2 separate regions of the Homo sapiens genome follow, and region 1 is linked to region 2. A link is an interaction called in ENCODE POLR2A ChIA-PET data of the cell type or tissue named here. Cell type or tissue: K562. All regions are shown on one strand. Each heading gives the region's core, and the rest is flanking DNA. Links, peaks and the distances in the headings are about the cores only.

The links. Peaks named below come from ENCODE experiments on the same cell type or tissue, not always from the same donor. Only the 100,000 strongest peaks of a DNase experiment are listed, where the experiment ranks them.
Region 1: POLR2A ChIA-PET joins it to region 2 with 5 read pairs; 3 of 35 experiments call an interaction of 5 or more read pairs at or near these places.

The regions. Positions count from the first base shown.
Region 1 is chr13:107,847,939-107,858,922 of GRCh38, reverse strand. All of the region lies in intron 1 of NALF1 (NALCN channel auxiliary factor 1), which reads left to right. Among named protein-coding and RNA genes, the nearest start is that of NALF1, 14 kb to the left of the region's middle. In K562, for the core only: a CTCF peak has its summit at 7,266; DNase peaks (open chromatin) are centred at 3,822, 4,632, 5,452 and 6,452; H3K27me3 peaks cover 496 bases.
Region 2 is chr13:107,907,652-107,918,635 of GRCh38, reverse strand. No RefSeq gene overlaps it. Among named protein-coding and RNA genes, the nearest start is that of NALF1, 46 kb to the right of the region's middle. RefSeq lists an enhancer at 2,824-2,993. In K562, for the core only: no CTCF peak of the experiment used is centred there; no DNase peak of the experiment used is centred there; H3K4me3 peaks cover 2,572 bases.

The DNA.
Region 1 (10,984 bases), core at 2,422-7,421, 59 kb after region 2:
ACTCTTACAGAAAATGACTTAAATCACCCAGAAATTTAAGCCCTAGAGCAATCTTTAATAGCAGGTAACAAGCTTCAGAATTTATTAGATGTCAGAAACTATTCTAATTTGTTTAATCATCACATCAACTTTATGAGGGAAGTATTATTACAGATTTTACAGATGGGGAATGTGAGGACATAAAGTTAACTATCCCAAGGTCAAACAGATGGGTTATTAATTAATTAATCTATTTTGAGACAGTGTCTCACTCTGTTGCCCAGGCTGGAGTGCATTGGCGCAATCTCAGTTCACTGCTACCTCTGTCTCCCAGTTCAAGTGATTTTTATGCCTCAGCCCACTGAGTAGCTGGGATTACAGGTGTGCCTCACCACAAATGGCTAATTTTTTGGATTTGTAATAGAGATGGGGTTTCCAAATGTTGGCCAGGTCTTGAACTCTCCACCTCGGGTGATGCTCCCACCTTGGCTTTCCAAAGTGCTGGGATTACAGGCCTGAGCCACCGCACCCAGCCGAGATGGGTAATTTAAATATTAGGGTCACTTCATCACTGTAAATGTTTTCTTTTTCCTTTTGATTAGAAATATTTACAAACATCCCAAAGAATTAAGACATTATTATAATAAACCCACATGTAACTGTCTTATACATTTTACAATTATTACGAATTTTGCCATATTTACTACTTCTATTTAGTTTTAATTTATCATTGAAAACATTTTTCGATGATATAGCAAGCAAAGAAGACAGAAATGTGAGAGTCCTGGGCAACTAGGATGGATGGCCAGGTTTATCATGTCAAAGGCTTAGGTAACCTGAATATGAATGAATAATGTGAAGATCAGAAGAACACGAAGGTTTCTGATTTCACGTTTAGAGCTGAGTAGAGAAAGGATGTGTGTATGGTTTTGGTGGGATGGAAATAAACTTTGGAGATTGGCGATAATTTCTATGAATTCATAATTTCAATATGGCAGAGTCTTTTAGTCTGGTATATGAAAAGACCTTGCCTAGGGCTTGATGATGCCCAGTAAATGGGAGCAATTCATTAAAACCCACGGGAAACATCAATAAAATTAATATAGTCCTCACTTGAGATCTCATATAAATTTTCTGTATAGAAGACTGATTTACAAGACTTTTATAAACAGACTTTGCATATTGTATGGTAAAATCCTCTGATTTATTGCACCTACATTTATTGTGCTTCTCTAGAAAGATGATTCAATTATTGAACAACTGTAGAGTAAAATGGAAAACATAAGTTCAGTTGGAGTAAAATGTTTCATTCCTAAGGCTGGAATTTTTTTCTCTATTTTAATTTAGAGATTAACATGTGCTACATTTTAGATTGACTGGATCCTGATAGGTGCGTAACCAAAGGCCTTGAACACTTTGGTTCACAGCCTTTTTGAGAGGACAAGGGGAGAAACCATTGTAGTGATCCTCCATCTCCTGTAAACCTGTGGGTAGAAATGGTCTTGGGAAACGTTTTGTGTTATGTCGTCTGTCAGGCATTGGAAAGCCATGTGCCTCCAGATTCCACTGTAGAAGATGTGAACTTTGTCCTGCACCCTAGATTTTCAGCTTTGTATTCTGTTATGGTTGGTTGTCTCTGTTGTTCTCTACTTCACTCGGCATTTATCCAGTCAGCCATAGTTAGTATTTTTATTGATTGAGGACTGAGATGAAGTGGGTAACAGATATCCTTGATGTCGAGCTAGAGCTACCAGACAAGGCAAACCTGGTAGCCATGACAGAGAAGATGGAGCAGGTTGAAGAAAAGCCTGGAAGCTGTGCTGCATGAATGAAAACAGGATTACCCTGAGATAGAGAAGACACAGGGAGACACAGCAAGGTTCTTTAACTTGACGAAAATTGTCCTGTGGAAGGAAGTCTTACTATCCAATGCTTTGTGTTGCTTTAGGGGTGAGAGTGAGGCTCTGTGTGCAGGTGTTTTGGCAAGAAGATCTCTGCTCTACATAAGGAAGAGTGTTCTATGAAAGGAGTTGCTCTCCTACAAAAGCAAGGGCTGTCTCAGGAACTCAAGAGCACATTTCCACAGAAGATGTACAAATGGGATGGGAGCTGTCGGCCACCACCCTAGAGAGCATCTTTCCTGTGGGTTGCAGGTTGGGCTACATAATTTTAAACATTCCATCCAACATCCTTTGGCATAAGATGAGGCACCCGGAAGTGACTTTGCATGGTGAGATGGTACTTAGTGCCAATAAAATTCCATCACATAAAAAAATAACTATTTTTTTTAGCCTAACACCTTGCTCACAGTAGTAGTACTTTGATTTTAAAAAGGAAAGCTTGCCAATTTCAACTTTAAATTATTTCTCTGATTCCTATCCATGTTATCAGTGAGAATAATTTAAAAAATAATGAATAAAGTATATATACTTACCCTAGAGTTAGACAGGAAGTGAAACTAATGAATAAGTAATTGTTTGCTCTTGCTAATATCGAGAATATATACTGTCTCATCTCTTCTGGTCACAAACACATCAAGCATTATAAACTCTCAAAGAACCCTCTAGAGCAAAGCAGGACTCAACATTATGGTGGTGCTGGGAAGGAGAAGTTTTCATATGACCTTTCTCCATTGGTTTCACAGCACTTCTTTGCACACAGTTATTCATGTCCACATCCAATTCTTTGGGGACATTATCAAAAGAACTGAAGTCATTGTATACAAATTCTTTCTCTTGTCCAGGTGCAGTGGCTCATGCCTGTAATCCCAGCACTTTGGGAGGCTAAGACAGGAGGATCGCTTGAGTTCAGGAGTTTGAGATCAGCTTGGGCAAGATAGTGAGACTCTGTCTCTACAAGAAAATTTTTAAAAATTAGCCGGGCATGGTGGTGCATACCTGTGTCCCAGCTACACAGGAGGCTGAGGTGAAGTCATTGGAATCCATGAGTTTGAGGCTCCAATGAGCAGTATTCGTGCCACTGTACTCCAGCCTGGATAATAGGGCAACAACCTGTCTGAAAAAAAAAAAAATTCTCGCTCTTAGGGAATTCCACTTATTCAATAAACAAGTTCTGTCATAATAATGTTATCATCCATATATTATTCATTCCCCACAAAAATTCAACATCATGGGCAAACTCAGTTTTCTTTATCAAAGCGGTAATTAAGACTTAGGTTAAGAGTGTGCGAACATTCTCATAGGTAAGTATGGCACATCCAGAATTCAAACCCAGGAACACCTGGCTCTTAATCTCTTGGGTTTACCTTCACTATTACCTTATACTGCTCACTGTGCCGCAAGTCTTTGCCCATGTCTGGTTGCCCTGTTGTTTCTTTTGTTTTTGTTTTAGAGGGAAGGAGGTGGAGGAGAACAGCAGGAGTGGATAAAGTGTACAATTCTTTGGTACATAAAAGATAATGTAACTTGCTTCATCCAGAATGTGTGTTGTTGTGGCAGCTTGGTGTAAAGCAGGGGTGTCCAATCTTTTGGCTTCTGGGGGCCACATTGGAAGAAGAATTGTCTTGAGCCACACATAAAATACACTAACACTAATGATAGCTGATGAGCTAAAAACAAATCACAAAAATGTTTTAAGAAAGTTTGTGAATTTGTGTTGGGCCACATTCAAAGCTCTCCCGGGCTGCCAGCAGCCCACGGGCCGGGGGTTGGACAATCTTGGTGTAAGGAATGAGCATAGGCTTAAGAGTCAGAGAGGCCTTGATTCCCAGGGTGCTTTCACCAGTTCCTGTAAAATGGGGATTGGTGCATCCAGTTTAAGGCAGCACCCAGAGATACAATGGAGCAAGCATGTGGTGAAATGTGGCTAGAGCTTCCTTTCTGTCAGCGAAACGCCTCTGCAAAGAGGTGACCACTCCCTGCTACACCTCACCAGCACTCCACTGTGCCTGCTCTCTAGATGCTGAGCAGGTAGAAAAGATCCACGAGGTTATCTGCCTAATCTCAGTAATTGGTTTCTTACCAAAAGTTGGCCTTTTCCTAGTCCAAATGAACTGCCTCACAGACGTTTTGAAGTAGGTTTCCATATAGGTCTTTTTTTCTTTTTTTTTTTTTTTGAGATGGAACCTGTGTCGCCAGGCTGAAGTGCAGTGGCGCCATCTTGGCTCACTGCAACCGCCGCCTCCCGGGTTCAAGCAATTCTCCTGCGTCAGCCTCCCGAGTAGCTGGGATTACAGGTGCACACCACCGTGCGTGGCTAATTTTTTTTGTACTTTTAGTAGAGACGGTGTTTTGCCATGTTGGCCAGGATGGTATCAATCTCTGGACCTCGTGATCTGCCCGCCTCGGCCTCCCAAAGTGTTGAGATTACAGGCGTGAGCCACCGCCGCTGACCCCAAATAGGTCTTTTTAAAAAGGCATGGGTAATAAATTTAACCTCAGGAATCACAGTGACCCTAGATAGCTGCAGAGTTTGGAGAGAAGCAAGTGTTTTTAAAAAGGTCAATGTGAATCTTAAATCATTTAAAATCGGGTATCTCCGGCCGTAGTGAACAGCAGACTGGTGGTTATGGACCACTAGCCAACAAGTTGTCAGGCAGGTATGCCTTCTCAGGCAATGGCCTCATGCCACAGTCCAGATGAAATAGTGAAATAGCGAGAAAAAAGAGAGGCCACAAGCATGAAAATGCAAGTGACCTGCTTTCTGGAGGTTTGGCCAAGTATGGCAGGTTTCAGATATATTCTATGGGTCCCGGAAAGTTTCTAAATATATATATTGAATATTAAAAGTCACTTATGAAAAGATGAATCCTTTTATATCATTTCAGCTTTGGCTTTTTTTACACCGAATGTTCGTTTTTATTCAGTGTGCCTGCAAATTCTAGTAAAGAGGAGAGAATTCAGCTCTGAGTGAATAAAATCCTATCTGCATAGTTTTGCTTCATTGACAAGAAAATGGAGTATTTGCTGTCAACTAAATTGGATTTCTCCATTAAATGAATTAGCTCTTTAAGATGATTAAAATAGTTGATCCAATCTTTAAGTATTTTTTAGTATTTTGTTGTCCTTACAACTTAGTGGGTGAAACAGTCCAACTATTTCTATGCTATTTCACCTGCAGTGAGTCAAAGGAGCTGTTTTTTGAAAAAATCAAACTTTTTAAAGTTTTAAAGTCTTTTTTAAAAGAGTACCCAATCTATTTTTGTGTGTTTTATTTAGTCTTTGGTAAATACATTTCTCATTTCTAAATAACTGCAGAATCTGTGGAACATTAGGAAAGTCTATTGATATTTATGTCTTAAATCCTTAATTGTACATTTAGAATTAAATTTATTAGTTTAAATTTTAATTTGTGGTATTGCAGTATTGTGATACTAAGAACTCAAATTTTTTCATAGTGAAAATTTCAAAGTGTTCTTAAAGCTGTGGGGATAATCTTTGGTGTTCCCAATTGTTTCATAAAAGTAGCAACTTTACAAAAGGCTGTAATTGCAGGAGTGGTTACAATGCTTATCAGTTTTTCCTAGTTCCCTTTTTGACTGTGTCCACAGGAAAAGAAACTAAGACCCATAAATAACTACAATTGAGACAAATACAAATATGCAAAGATTTAAAACATTGTTTTGTCAATTAATTTTCTGGGGCTAATAATCTTTCTCAGAAATATGGTAAATCACTGATAAGGAAATGAAGCTCAGGTTTTCAATATTACAACCTACTTAGATGGATATTAAATTTTCTCACAATATCAACTTTAGTCAGATTAAATGCAAAATCTGAGCCGTGCAAATTTGCATTTCTTTTACAACTGGAGAACATTAATAATATTAAAACAATATAGCTGAAGACACTATACAGCACTCAACAATTTCCTTTTTTTCCATGTGATGACTAGAGTAGAATAATTTTAGAAAAATTAATTTATGATAGAGCTGGCTTTGGGAAAAAATCATATTCACTCAAATATGACTTTTAATTAATTCATCTTAATAGTCTGACATTTGAAATGCATGGGACAAGATGAAGTGGCTGAAAGGATGCTGCAAATAAGCCAGGAAAACCGCAAAATGATGTTTGAGAGTTCCTGTTTCCTACCTCTGACCGATTATAATACTTTTCTCTTATCAGTGGAATGCTATCTCCATTGTGGGTTATTTTGTATGGCCCTGAACCTATACTTTTTCTATTGTGTTTTTTTGATGCCATGACAACAGATAATGTACTTAATGTGGAAACTTAAGAAAAATAATTTTCCAAGGGGCTTTTCAACCTGGTTCTTCTGATTTCTTCAAGTAATGGTGAAGGACCATTTTCTCGGTTGCCCATGCTTGTGGAATGAGCACATGAATCAGACAGACCAAGATCTGTCAGTTCTGAAAAGACCACATGCATTTCCTCGAAATGATCACAGTGACTTTGTGCAAAGGATATGATCATTGTCCAGCGTCATTAAAGGATGCTGCATAAAGAAACATTTTAATGTCTTAATTTGTGATCATTTTCTCTGGGAATGCATTTTGTCACACAAGTGTTGTGTACTGCATGGAAAAAGAAGCATAGTAGAGCAACAAATGAATATTGCTTCTTAAAAATAGAATTTTAGTGGAAACGGTTCTTAATTTGAGTGCTGTTATTATATGGCAATGGTAATTTAGGCACTGAGATAAAAGGTGTCCCACAGTGCACCTAGTTTAAAAAGGAGTAAGTCATCAAGCATTTCATCATGTGTGACTCATATATGGACATGGAAAAATGTAAGCCATTTATATATAAACACGATGCTTATTAAAGGAAAGGAAGAAAAGAATATAATGGAAAACCTAGAAGAATACTTGCTTTTCTTTTTCTAGGTGCACATTAATTAGAACAAGATTAAAGGGCATGGGTCAGGTGAGGTGGCTCATACCTGTAATCCCAGCACTTTGGGAGGCTGAGGCAGGAGGATTGTTTGAGGCCAGGAGTTCAAGTCCATCTTGGGCAACATAATGACACCCCCCAAATTAAAAAAAAAAATAGCCGGGCATGGTGGCATGCACTGAGTCCAAGCTACATGGGGGACTGAGGTAGGAGGGTTGCTTGGGCTTAGGAGGTAGAGGCTGCAGTGAGCTATGATTGTCCCGCTGCACTCAAGCCTGCATGACAGAGCAAGAATTTGTCTCAAAAAAAAAAAAAAAAAAAAAGAAAGGGCCTGTAAAGCCCTTAATCCAAAAGCATTGTGCTCTTAATCTGTTACTTAAAAATTCTAGTTAACACATTTCCCTTTTCAAACGGTCCCACTTCCAACCTGTGACTGAAAATTAGATTTTACTCAGATCTTTGAAATTAAGACAGTGCAGCAATTTCAACCTGACAGTTGTTCCTTCTCCTTGCTTAAGAAAGGGTCGTCGTTTCTCTTCTAAAATGTAGTAAGCTCTAAGTCAGATAATTACAAAATAGTAATTTTATAAAATATAGTGTTTGATAACTTTATGACTGAACAACAGAGTCTTTTATATGGGAAATATAAATACAGTATTTTATTTGTACATGTTTCTTTATGGCTAATTATGGGTTTGAAAAGTAATAAACAGTGATGTGATCACTCCATAGCTTGCAGTGGGGATGTGTCTCCTTAATCTGGCCACTTAAAGAAAAAAAAAAAAAACTGTTCATCTGTGAACTTTTCCAGATGTGCAATTTTAAAGCTAATGTCACTTGTTTTCCAAATTAGAAGCTGTTAGCAAAATATGTCACTATATCATTCTGCTGCCTAGTTTATGAATTGGAAGACACTGAAAAGATACTATAAGGTTACCATGTCCGGTAAAAAATTCAGACGACATTGAAAGAGAGAAGATTCCACTTGACAGAAAAAGTGACTATTTGACAACATAATTGAAAAATTAATTCAACCATGAGGGTAAACTGTCAATATTTTCCTTTACTACACACTACACGATCTTATTCAGATAACTTCCCTAGGATGTGCAGAGAAGCAGGATTGTTATAACCTCCGACAAATCACCTAGGCAGGTCATATAGTTCAAAAAATTCAAATTGTTCACAGCAATTTTCTTTTTCTTTTTCTTTTCCTTTTTTTTTTGGAGATGGAGTCTCGCTCTGTCATCCAGGCTGGAGTGCAGGAGTGCTATCTTGGCTCGCTGCAACCTCTGCCTCCTGGGTTCAAGTGATTCTCTTGCCTCAGCCTCCCAAGTAGCTGGGATTATAGGCACATGCCACCACGTTCGGCTAATTTTTGTACTTTTAGTAGAGATGGAGTTTCACCATGTTGGCCAGGCTGGTATTGAACTCCTGACCTCAGGTAATCCACCCACCTTGGCCTCCCAAAGTGCTGGGATTATAGGCGTGAGTCACCGTGCCTGGCCAGCCAATGTTTTAAATATCGCTTTCCAAACATTGTTCTGTATTATTTCGCATTATGAAATGAGTTAGAGTATCACCAGTAAAACAAGGAAGAAGCTGTTACTGGAAGAAACTGAATCCCTAATGGCCATGATTCGGCTTTTCGTGTGTATGTGTGCATGTAAAGTCTATTACTTATAATAGAAACCAATATAAACAAGTATAATACTATGACTGCTTTTGTCATCTGATTTGAAAACAGTTTAATATCAGGCAACAACCCAAGTACAGGGAAGGTATGTGATGTAAAACATTCTTCTGTCTTTTTAAATATAATTGATTTAATCAAATTTTATCTTTTTATTTTAATTTGATATGTGGAGAGACAGCAAAATTATGCCTAAGCTGGAGGGAAGATTTCTTCCTCTGGTAGGTAGTGGTAGTGAACAATTAGCACTTAGTGATAATGCCGGGCCAATTTATTTCATTCTGTGAAGTAGGCCTGATAATTATCCCATTTTGCAGATAAGAAAACTAAGGCCTAGGGCACAGCATTCTTAACTAAGGCATTTTAACACAATTTTACATTTATTTTTTGTCATATTACTTGGTGTAGAAACAATCTTAATTTTCAAAGGTTGCATACAAATTGTTGAAAAGGAAGAAAATAATAAATTACTAAAAGTATTAGCCTGAAGACAATTTCTAGCAACACATGAATAATTTACATGATAAAGCTATAAAATGAATTATATACCAGTGCCTTTGTTTCTCCTGTTAGATTTTGAGAGTACTCTTAAAGATAGGCATTGTTTCTTGATTATTTTTGTCTAATCACTTGCAAAGAAGAAAAGAAAGAAAAAAGGAAAAGAAGAGAGCTTGCAGGTGGGTGGTTACGAAACACAGTGGCAGGTTCTTTGACACTCCTCCAATTGAGAGTGAGTAGGGCAGAAATAATGTTCTGGGACTTCCAAGGTAGATGATAAAAGGCCATGCAGTTTTCATGCTGTTTACTGGGACAAGTATTCTTGAAGCTTTGAGCTGCCCTGTAAGATGTTCAATTAGCCCAAGGCCAGCACACTGCTAGGAAGTCCAAGCCTCATAGAGAGGCCTTGGGCAGGCTTCTTCATACAGTCTCGGTTGAGTCCAGCTTTCATGTCTTCCCAGGCCATGCACCAGACATGTGGGTGAAGCTTGCAGATTAACTTACCACCCAGCCATTTAGATCACACTGACCGCTTCAAATCTTCCCAAAGTCTTACAAACTTTAGAGGAGAGAACTATCAATATTTTTCTTTACTACACAATCTTATTCAGATAACTTCCCTAGGATGTGCAGAGAAGCAAGGTTGTTATAACCTCTGACAAGTCACCTAGGCAGGTCATATAGTTCCAAAAATTCAAATCACTCACAGCAAATGTTTTAAATATCACTTTCCAAACATTGTTCTGTATTTATTTCACATTATGAAATGAGATAGAGTATTACCAGTAAAATGAGGAAGAAGCTAAATCCCTAATGGTCATCATTATGCTCTAATTACACAACATCTTAATTCCTGAGCCACCAAAATTCTAGAACGCAATAAAATGGGTGTTGTTGTAAACTACATTTTGGGGTGTTTGTTATGCAGCAATAGATAAGTGGACAGTGTTCCATAATATTTTGATGAATGATTCTCCATTATGTGAGAGGTTCCACTGAGTAAAATTAATGAAAATTGAAATAAACCTATGTGGCCTCGTGTATTTGACTGAATTCTTTTCCTGTCAGGTCGGTAATGCTGGTAAGTAGATTCTTGAAGGTATTTCAGAAATTTCCCCTGCCTGTTCATTTAAATCATTTAGTATCAAATATGACAGGTCAGACATTTTGCACAATTTTTCATTTGAAGAGTTATGAGAAATATTATGTTTCCAAAAGGTAATTGCCTATGGACAGGTTGTAGATACAGTTTGAGGCTGAACATGAAGTGCCACGGAGAGACACAGAGGATGCTTAGGGAATTTAGGATAGATCACTTTTTGCATTTTTCATTGAATTATACTCATATGTGTTACTGTTTGTCCACATGTGGCAAGTAACAAGGAAATTAGCTGTCCAAATAATTAAAGCATCAAAATACAGCTGCTTGCATTTTGAAGGGAAAAGTAATTTTAAGGCTGCATTATTTGGGAAAGTTACTTGAAATCATGTTTGGTTGCTGTTTTCAAATTAATGAACCATAGTAAACTATTCCTCTTGAAATTGAATCATTTACTCTGCATTTATAACATCAAACATTCCATCTTAGAGTTTCTGTCGTTCTTTAGGAGAAAAGTTACATTTTCATGCGTATATTAAAATCATCCCCTCTTTGATCATGTACCTACCAACCATACTTTTGAACATTGTAAAGAGTATTAGTGCAAATTTGCTCATTTGATTTGTTTGAAATATTTTGGGAACAGTTAAAGGTTAACAGTTTGTAGAAACCACCAAAGGAAACTTCGTTGTGTTGTAATCAGCAACAAAAGGCATCATCTAACAGCTGAAAGTGGCAAACAATGAATTATCCTGAAGGAAAGCATGAATTAGTTTTCTGACTGATTGAGTACACTTTTGATTCAATAGAGTGGTTGCCATTTTTCACAGATAATTTCAAAAGTGGAATAATATTATATCTGATTTCTTCTTAAAGTTTAGATCAAAGTGAAGCAGGTTC
Region 2 (10,984 bases), core at 2,939-7,938:
GTTTCTCAGTTGCTGGTCTACACATTTTATTGAAAATTCCCTTCCTTTAGTTAATGAGTGAAGAATTGCTTATCGTAAGAATGGACATGAAAGAAAAAGAATAAAACAGAGGAAAAGAGAAAATAAAATCAAAACATAATCACTGTCACGTATGTGATAAGAAATTCACAACTGAATATGTGGAATTGTTTGCCTTTCCATAATTACTAAATACAGAAACGCACAAGTATTTCATCATATCATAGCACTCTAATTTGCATGTGGAGATGCCTTTTTGAATGGGAGAGAAAGAAGTAGTTAACACAACATACAGAACTATATGCATAAAAATAACAAATACATAATCAGTTGATTTTGATGAATACAGTTGTTCCCTTAGCATTTATGGCAAAATAATTACAGGTTGAGTTCCCAACAAAATTTGTGGTTTTGGATATAGTAAACCTGGGTATATCAGGAAAGTATGTCATGCATAGAGTATCTTCATTTATGTCTGCAACAGGAAAACAAGTGTTGGAACTTCCATTTTGTAGAGCAAAATGTAACAGGCATGGCAGTCAACAGATACCAGTGTGCAATAGAACAAAAGATTTACCTAGACTTTTAATGAAAGGGTTAACTAGACTCAATTAGAAAGCTTTCAGGAAATAAGCAGACAGAAGTAGAACAGAAATGTGTTGGTTGCCTTTTAATTAAGTATATACAGTTGACCATCTACTCAATATATTCATTAAAATACGCATTTAATGCCTACCAAGAATTAGGTCTGTTGCTAGATGAAAGAAATACAAAGGATGTAAGTAGACTTCTTATAATAAGAAACTAATGCATACTCCAGGGAGAAAATATTTGCAAACTATGCTTCCGACAACTGTCTAATATCCAACATCTATAAGGAACTGAAACAAATTTACAAGCAAAAAACAACCCCATTTAAAAAGCGGACAAAGGACATAAACATTTTTTAAAAGAGGACACACGCAGCCAAAAAGCATATGAAAAAATGCTCAACATCACTAATCATTAGAGAAATTTTAATCAAAACCATAATGAGATACCATCTCACACAACTCAGAATGGATATTATTAAAAAGTCAAAAAATAACAGATGCTAGTGAGGTTATAGAGAAAAGGGAACACTTAGGCATTGCTGGTGGGAATGTATTAGTTCAGCCATGATGAAAGCAGTTTGGTTATTCCTGAAAGAATTTAAAACAGAATGACCCCTTTACCCAGCAATCCCATTATAGCGTATATATCCAAAGAAATATAAGTCATTCTAACAAAAAGACACATGCATGTGTATGTTCACAATAACAAAGACATGGAATCAGCATAAATGCCCATCAGCAGTAGACTGGATAAAGAAAATGTGGTACATATACAACATGGAATACTACACAGCCATAAAAAAGAATGAGATCATGTTGTGTCCAGAACCATGATGGAGATGGAGGCCATTATCCTAAGCAAAATAACATAGGAACAGAAAACCAAAAGCCACATGTTCTCACTTATAAGTGGAAGCTAAACATCAAGCACATATGGACACAAAGAAGGGAATAACAGACACTGGGCCTTACCTGAGGGTGGAGAGTAGGAGGAGGGTGAGGATCCAAAAACTACTTATTGCGTACTATGCTTATTACCTGGATGACAAAATAATCTGTACACCAAACCCCCATGACACACAATTTACCTATATAACAAACCTGCACTTGTACCCCTGAAGCTAAAATAAAAGTTAAATTGTTCATCAAATACATTTAGGAAAGGCTAGTTCAAATAAAGTTAAGCACATTTTTCCACAATAGGATATTTTGAAGTTTTGGCACACAAATGGACAATCTGCATTTCTAAGAATGTGGTTTCTTGGACCACAGGGCTTTTCCTCCACTCTCCTATTATTTCTTGAAGGAGCATTGCTTACAAAATACCAAATAGAAACTCTACATTAAGAAGCGAAAACATTTGGTCTATGTGACAATCAGAAACGTAAGCACTTCGAATGTTAAATTTTTTAAAACTTATTTGTAAAAAAGAACTTTTAGGCTGGGCACAGTGGCTCATGCCTGTAATCCCAGCACTCTGGGAGGCCAAGGCTGGCAGGTCACCTGAGGTCAAGAGTTCACAACCATCCTGGCCAACATGGTGAAATCCCATCTCTACTAAAAATACAAAAATAGCCAGGTGTGTTGGTAGGCACCTGTAATCCCAGCTACTAGGAGGCTGAGGCACAAGAATCGCTCGAATCCGGGAGGCGGAGGTTGCAGTGAGCCGAGATCGTGCCACTGCACTCCAGCCTGGGTGACAGAGTGAGACTCTGTCTCACAATAAATAAATAAATAAATGAATGAATAAATAAAAATAAACTTTTAATTATTTTTATCTGTTTCTCTTTTGCTTAAAAGAAGAAAAATCATCCTTAATAAAATAAGAAAGGGCAGATGTACTTTTTTAAGGAGTATGATCTGTCAGAGAGGTTTTTTTGTTTGTTTGTTTTGTTTTTAAAAGATTTTAAGTGATAGTGAATTTAGAGGAGGAAGACAGGAAATATGGACAGTGAGCGCTCAATATTTCAGAGATGTGCTCACAGGACACTCTTAGCAGGATTACTGCCCATGATAGGGTACCAGGGTCCACTAACAAAATCCTTTTCTCCTTTTTCTTTGCTGAAGCAAAGTAACAGGGAAAGTGATGGAACTACCAAAAACCAAAAAACCAAGCAAACAAACAAACCTATGTCATAATAAATCATCGCAACCAGATGGGGTCGGCTGTGTTTGAATTTGCTTTCATTTTGGGAAGAAGTTACTAGATTCTGGGAAAAGTTCATATAGAAGTAGATCGACTTAAAATATGCAGTTGATTATTAAAAACCAGCTATTATTCAACAGTTTTGTGAGGTCTGCAGGATGGAGATCATCTTTAGAAAACTGGTAAGGATCATCTGGGTAAGCACCAAACCTACTAGAGCACAAAGAAAATTTTTGTCTAAAGCCTGATGACAGAAGAATATGGGGAGGACCCAGGGATATCTGTCAAGCTCATGTCTAACGGAATACTTATTTTTTACAAGGAGCCATTATGAGATTGTGAGCCCAGAATGAGATTCAGAAGAAGCTAAGTTCACAAACTGCAGCCCGTGAAAACTACACAGATTTGGCTGTGACCAGATAATCTAGTTAGTCTCCTTCTGGATTAACATAAAGTATTGCAAGTTCTTCAGACATAATAACCTTATTGAGATGTTTTTTCCTTCTGTAAAATCCAATTTAGCCATCCCTGCTGGCATGTGACTTACCCAGACAAATGTCTACAAATTCAGGTGAAAAGAGAGGAGTAAAATATTTCTTTTAGAAAACCTATTTCTTCACTTTAGGATTAAACCAATTATCTCAGCAAATGTGAAGGGAAAAAAAAAGTTTCAGCAGATGTGAAGGAATACCCAATCTCCAGGGACCAGGCATGACCTTCCTCTCCATCTACTTCCATTTGAGAAGAAAGAAGGAGATATACCTAATGCTACATGACGAGTTAATGGGTGCAGCACACCAGCATGGCACATGTATACATATGTAACAAACCTGCACGTTGTGTACATGTACCCTAAAACTTAAAGTATAATAATAATAAAATAAAATAAAATAAAATAAAATAAAGAAGTGGGAAGGTGAATAGGTACTGTAGCTTCTGACTCTATTTACTTCTTCTAATAGGAGAACACTTGCTCCTCCCACCTCAACTCATACTTCCAAAGTGAGTAGCAACCTCTGGGGTTCTGATTTTCTGCGGTAGCCTGATGCAAATATCCAGGTTGCTGGAGCCCTGGACTTTATCTCAGATCAAATTTCACAGCCCACTCAAATCAAAGCTCTAAATAACCAAGGGTGAGACATCAACCCTAAATAACAGCCACACAGGATTGGTCACTGGATTAGTGCTTTCTTGTTGATGTTGTTACTACTATTATTATTATTTTGTCCCTGAGGTTTCATATTACTGTATTGCTGAGTTATGCATTCATAAATATTATTTTCTGCAATGACTGAGGTGATCAAATGTTTTTCTCTTTTATTCTTTTAATGCAAAGATTTGTGTTCATTTCAAATATTATACCAGCCTTGCATTCCTACAATAATGCAGTAATTCCTGAAGTCCTGCTAGGTCATGATTATATTTTTTATGTGTTTCATTAATTGTATTTTAAAAATATATATTTAGAAAGTTTTATATCTTCATATATGAGACATATAAACAAGTATTTTTTTCTTGTAATATTCTTTTTAGGTATTTGTATCAAGATCATGCCAGCTCCATAAAATGAGTTGGAATCCTTTCACTATTCTTTGGAAAATTTTATGTAAAATTTGGTGGTGTTTACTCCTAAAGGCTTGAAAGAACTCACAAATAAAGGCACCTGGATCTGGAATTTTCTTAATGGGAAGGATTTTAATTATAAATTCAACTTTAGTAAATGTTGACTTATGTAGACATTTTTATATCTGTTTGTTTTGAGACGGAGTTCTGCTCTTGTTGCCCAGGCTGGAGTACGATGGCGTGCTCTCAGCTCACTGCAACCTCTGCCTCCCGGGTTCAAGTGATTCTCCTGCCTCAGCCTCCGAAGTAGCTGGGATAACAGGCGCCCGCCACCACGCTCAGCTAATTTTTGTATTTTTAGTAGAGACAGCGTTTCACCATGTTGGGCAGGCTAGTCTCAAACTCCTGACCTCAGTTGATCTGCCCACCTCGGCCTTCCAAAGCGCAGGAATTACAGGCGTGATCCACCGCGCCTGGCCTTTTATTTTTTCTTCTACCAGGTTTGGCAGGTTTTACCTTTTTTTTTTTTTTTTTTTTTTTTTTTGAGACGGAGTCTCGCTCTTCCACCCAGGCCGGAGTGCGCTGTTGCTATCTCGGCTCACTGCAAGCTCCGCCTCCCGGGTTCACGCCATTTTCCTGCGTCAGCCTCCCGAGTGGCTGGGACTACAGGCGCCCGCCACCGCCCCCGGCTAATTTTTTGTGTTTTTAGTAGAAATGGGGTTTCACCGTGTTAACCAGGATGGTCTAAATCTCCTGACCTCGTGATCCGCCCGCCTCGGCCTCCCAAAGTGCTGGGATTACAGACGTGAGCCACCGCGCCCGGCTGGTAGGTTTTACTTTTAAGGAATTTATCCATTTTCCCAAATTTTCAAATTTACCTATATGAAACTTTGTATAACATCTTATTTTCTTGCTAACATCTGTTGTATTTATGATAATGTCTTCTTTTTAATTTCTGTATAGACGATTTCTTTTTCAGTACCAGTATTACTAATTTTTCCAAGTACCAAATTTAGTTTTATTAATTTATTATATTTTTTGTATTGCATTGATTTTTAAATTTATTTTTAATTACTTCATTTTTTTCTGTTTTTCATTCAACTTTTAAAAATCTAATTGCATTGGAAGTTTAAATGATTGATTACTACAAAACTTTCCTTTTTTCAAATATACGCTTTAAAGCTAAAAATTTCCCTTAAGGAGAATTCCATGAGTTGATATGATATTAGTCCATTCTCACACTGCTAATAAAGACATACCCAAGACTGGGTAATTTATAAAGGAAAAACGTTTTATTGACTCACAGTTCTGCATGGCTAGGGAGACCTCAGGAAACTTACAATCATGGTGGAAGACACCTCTTCACAGGGAAGCAGGAGAGGGAATGAGAGTCAGCAGGGGAAATGTGAGATGTATATACAACCATCAGATCTCCTGAGAACTCACTCACTATCATGGAAACAGCTTGGTGGAAACCACCCCCAGGATACAATTACCTCCACCTGGTCCTACCTTTGACACCTTGGGATTATTACAATTCAAGGTGAGACTTGGGTGAGGGCACAAAGCCAAACCACAACAGATTTTATATATATTTAATCACTCAGCTCAAAATATTTTCAAGTTTTTATTGTTTCCTTTTAAGCTATGGATTTTGTAGAAGTGTGCTATTGAATTTTCAAACTTTAGTAATTTTTTATCAGATTTGAAGAATTCCCCATGCCTCATTCTCTCTCTGCTCTCCTTCCGAGACTCCAGGTTCACATTTTGACCTTTGGGCCATGTTCTACATATTTTTATGCTTTGTTATATTTTTTCTTCTCTTCCTCTTTTCCTTAGTTTAGACTTTTTATATTACTTGGCCTTCAGGGTCACTCATCTTTTATTCTGCTGTTTTCAATATGCTGTTAAAACCATCCATGAGCTCTTAATTTTCATTTATTTCACTTACCCATCCTATGATATCCATCTTTTAATACATCCCATTCTCAGTTGAAATTATCCATCTTTTCATCTATTTTGGCTGTATGTTTTTATCTTTTTTAATATTTTTATCATTATTGTCAAATTTCTGCGTGCTAACTCCCATATCTTAATCATCACTGCATCTGCTTCTATTCATTATCTTCTCTATCAATTAATAATCTTTCTCTTTGCTTTTTTGTACAATTAATAATTTCTAATGGTATGTAACACTATGACACTCCAAATGACATTCTAGATGGTTTCCTTGTAGAATCTATCAATTGTGGTCTCTTCTCAAAAAGGTTTCCATTCATTCAATTATTTATCAGAATTTAATAGCAGTTTACCCTAATAATCTTGGGTCTTGGTTTTTAGCTTTATCGGGGGTGGGAGGGTCTATTTCAGTTTCATCTTATTCATAGGGTATGTATTACTCCCAGACTGTGATTTTTCTGAGCTCACACTTTCTAGGATTTCTGTGGTTTCCCCTGTCATTGTTTACCTGGATTTTGGATTGGATTGTGTCAAGGTACAAGCCTTTTTAATAAAAGATTTTTGTTACCCTGACATCCCCACCATGAGAAAACCTATATTGAGTTTGAGTGAAGGGCACCTGCACTCTCCACACCTTTCACGTATGCCCTGTGCCTTTTGCCTTTCTGAACTGGCATTTTCACCCAAGCTGAACTGGCATTCAAAAACTTGATTCTTTTATAATCTGCATTCTGTTGTGTCATCCCCAGGTGTAGTGCCTCACGCCTGTAATCCCAGCACAGTGGGAGGTGTAGGTGGGTAGATGGCCTGAGCTCAGGAGTTTGAGACCAGCCTGGGCAACATGGTGAAACCCCATCTCTATAAAAAGCAAAACAAACAAACAAAACAAAACATGATACCTGCTATGGTGCCATCCATCTCCTAAGGCCAACAGCATAGAACAGCCTAATTATTGCTTTAACTGGAAAGGGTCGTAAGACATTTCAGGCACAATTTTTGCTCTCAAGGGACTACAAAATTAGGCAAGAGTAAGGGCAATAAGAAGAGTGAAGGTCACAGACTCTGCAGCCAGCATTCTTGTTCTTAATCTTTGTATACCTGAGCAAGTCATACAACCTTTCTGAGATTGTTTTCTTACCTGCAAAATGGGATTGTAGCAGGACGAGCCGCAGACAAAACTCCTCAGACACCGAGTTAAAGAAGGAAGGGGTTTACTCGGCTGGGTGCATTGGCAAGACTCCTGTCTTAAGAGCCGAGCTCCACGAGTGAGTAATTCCTGTTCCTTTTAAGGGCTCACAGCTCTAAGGGTGTACGTGTGAGAGGGTCGTGATCGATTGAGCAAGCAGGGGGTACGTGACTAGGGGCTGCATGCTCTGGTAATTAGATCGGAACAAAACAGGATAGGGATTTTCACAGTGCTTTTCTCTACAATGTCTGTAATCTATAGATAACATAACCGATTAGGTCAGGGGTCCATCTTTAACTACCAGGACCAGGGTGTGGCGCCGGGCTGTCTGCTTGTGGATTTCATTTGTGCCTGTTAGTTTTAACTTTTTCTTTCTTTGGAGGCAGAAATTGGGCATAAGACAATATGAGGGGTGGTTTCCTCCCTTAGGATAATAATTGAACTTACTTATGGGGTTTTGTACAGAGTAAATAGGTTTATACCTATCAAATACCTGGAAGAGTTTCCAACCTTTGGTAAGGATTGTTTTCCTTGTTTTCTTGGAAACTAACTGCCCAGGCCTGGGAATCAAGGACTCTGTGAACATCAGGCAGCTGTAACTACAGTGAAGTGCAGGAAACAGTCAGATTCTGCACTAAATCATAATGAAATTGCTTTCCAAGCCATCCATTGTTAGTAGCTCAGTTTCAAAATCCCTTGAGAGAGCGCCCAACTGGTTAGGACTAAGTATTATCCTATATACCTCTTGATTATGCTATGTGTAGAAATGAGGACTAAGCATCTTTGGTTTCTGTAGAGGAAGGCAGTCACTATCTTCCCCAAAGTAACCAACATAATAACAAACAGAAATAAGACCGGATGCTGCTCATCCAAATTATGAAAAATGTCTATTACACAAGGCCACAAGAAATGTTAACACTTGACATCAATAAATTGATCAAAATTAATTCTACCACAGATGAATAAATTGCAATTTACTCAGCCATGCCCCCCCCCCTTTTTTTTTTTGCTATTTAGACCATGATTTTTCTTTACTTGCTACTATTATTTTAAAATTTTTTCTTCTTGGATTATTTCATTTACAGTATTTCATGGAAATCACCACTGTTGAATCATGTGTTGTGCTCACTTTACATTTTGACATATATGATCAAACTGGGCTCCAGGAAGCTTCTTTCAATTTATACTACCGGCTATTGTGTTTGAGAGAGATTGTACTCACCACTGAGGACACTGCAGTAAGAGAGGGTAATATTCGAAGGTAGTCTAGGAGCACTGAAAATTCCAGAGGAGAAGGTGATTTGTGGCTATGATTATTACCGCTTATTTTTGGGTTCTATGTAGAGTGCTATGTAGGTTCCTCTGCTAAAAAGGATTAGAAGAATAAATACAAAAATTGAATATATAGATCAGGTGCTGTGAGCATTGTGATTGGGAATAAACAGGGTGAATAAAATGGTTAAAATAGTAGAAAAGGCAAAATCAAATTTAAAAAACAAAGATCTGTAATAGAACAAACCAATTTGATTGTATCTCTTCCTCTGTGAACTGCAGACAACAACATAAAAATGAATTGCAGGCAGAGGAAGAGGGTGAGATCCCCATTTGATCACTGTGTTCTGAGCTTCTTGACCGAGCTGGGTGGGGAGTGGTGGAGAGAATTTAGAAATCTAGGATAATGGAGAAGGTGCCATTAAAATAACGGGTAAGAGCACTTAAGATTGTCAACAGTGCCATCAGCAATGTAACAATTGGACTGGGGAAATTAGGGGAACATGAAGAAATGAGCACATTTTCCTTACTAGAATAAAAAATTCCGAAGTGGGGTCAGGCACGGTGGCTCACACCTGTAATCCCAGGACTTTGGGAGGCCAAGGAAGGCAAATCACAAGGTCAGGAGTTTGAGACCAGCCTGGCCAACATGGTGAAACCCCATCTCTACTAAAAATACAAAAAGAATTAGCCGGGCATGGTGGCATGCACCTGTAATCCCAGCTACTCGGGAGGCTGAGGCAGGAGAATTGCTTGAACCCGGGAGGCGGAGGTTGTAGTGAGCCGAGATTGCACCACTGCACTCCAGCGTGGGCAACAGAGCAAGACTCTGTCTCAAAAAAATAAATAAATAACAACTACAACAACAAAATTCCTAAGTGCTCACTATGCAAAACTTGTTACAATTTGGTGCTCAACAACTGTCAGGGAACAATAGTTTCTTTAACAAAATTGTAGAAGGATGACCAACAAGGAGAGGCAGCCACTCGAAAGGGAGCAGGGAAGCAAGAGATTAGATCACACTCCCTTCCCGGGCTTTTGAACACAGAAAGAAGGCAGCTGGAGGCTTTGGAGACGGCGGTGCAGCAGGAGAGGGCCAGGGAGATTTTGGAAGGCTGTGCACTGCTCTATTGGACCTTCCTGCAAGCTTTCACCTCCTCAGGGATGTACAATATCCAAAGTATGGCTGGGGAAAGGGCACAATGATTGAGACCTGCTTAGGCAGAGCAGAAATGCAACCTGGGCACACACATAGAAGCAGAGTGCATACAAAAATAAGATTAAAGGGTTCAGAGAAACTCTGGGGGTAGCTTAATTTTCAAAGCTATGGAAGAGGCGCTTAATGCTAAATGTTTCCAAATCTTGAAGTAGCTGGGAATCTTAAGTGTTGTGTGTTTTTTTCACATAGGATTTTCATACTAAAATGCAATACCTAAATATGTGTTAGATTAAACCATGCTTTATAATTGAATTTAAGAATGGCCTCTCACCACACGTTAAATCTTGGGATGTGCCAGGCACGGTGGCTCACACCTGTAATCCCAGCACTTTGGGAGGCCAAGGAGGGCAAATCACCTGAGGTCAGGAGTTCCAGACCAGCCTGGCCAAAATGGCGAAACCGCATCTCTACTAAAAATACAATAATTAGCCAGACATGGTGGCAAGTGCCTGTAATCCCAGGTGTTTGGGAGGCTGAGGCAGGAGGATCGCTTGAACCCAGGAGGTGGAAGTTGCAGTGAGCCGATATCACACCACTGCACTCCAGGCTGGGCAACGAGAGCAAGATTCTGTCTCCGATGATAATAATAATAATAATAATAATAATAATAATAATAATATTTGGATGTGAGGTGACTAGAAGTTGAGACAGATCAGGCAGGATCTGTGAAAGTTCTCCACGCACTACCTCCAAGTCAGGGACATGTTGAAAACTTCTCTGAGATCTTAGTTGGAACTTTTGTGAACTGCATGTTTTAAGATGGATGTGAGAGGTACAGACCCAGGCCCTAAATCACTGTGTGAATTTACTAGGAAAAGGCTAAGAAACCATGGTATATTAAGCCTTTCTTGAATTGCTATAAAGAAATATCTGAGAGTGGGTAATTGATAAAAGAGGTTTAATTGGCTCATGGTTCTGCAGACTTTACAGGAAGAATGACGCTAGCATCTGCTCTGCTTCTGGGAAGGCCTCAGGAGCTTACACCCATGGCAGAAGGTGAAGGGGGAGCAGGGCAGGAGCAAGTGAGA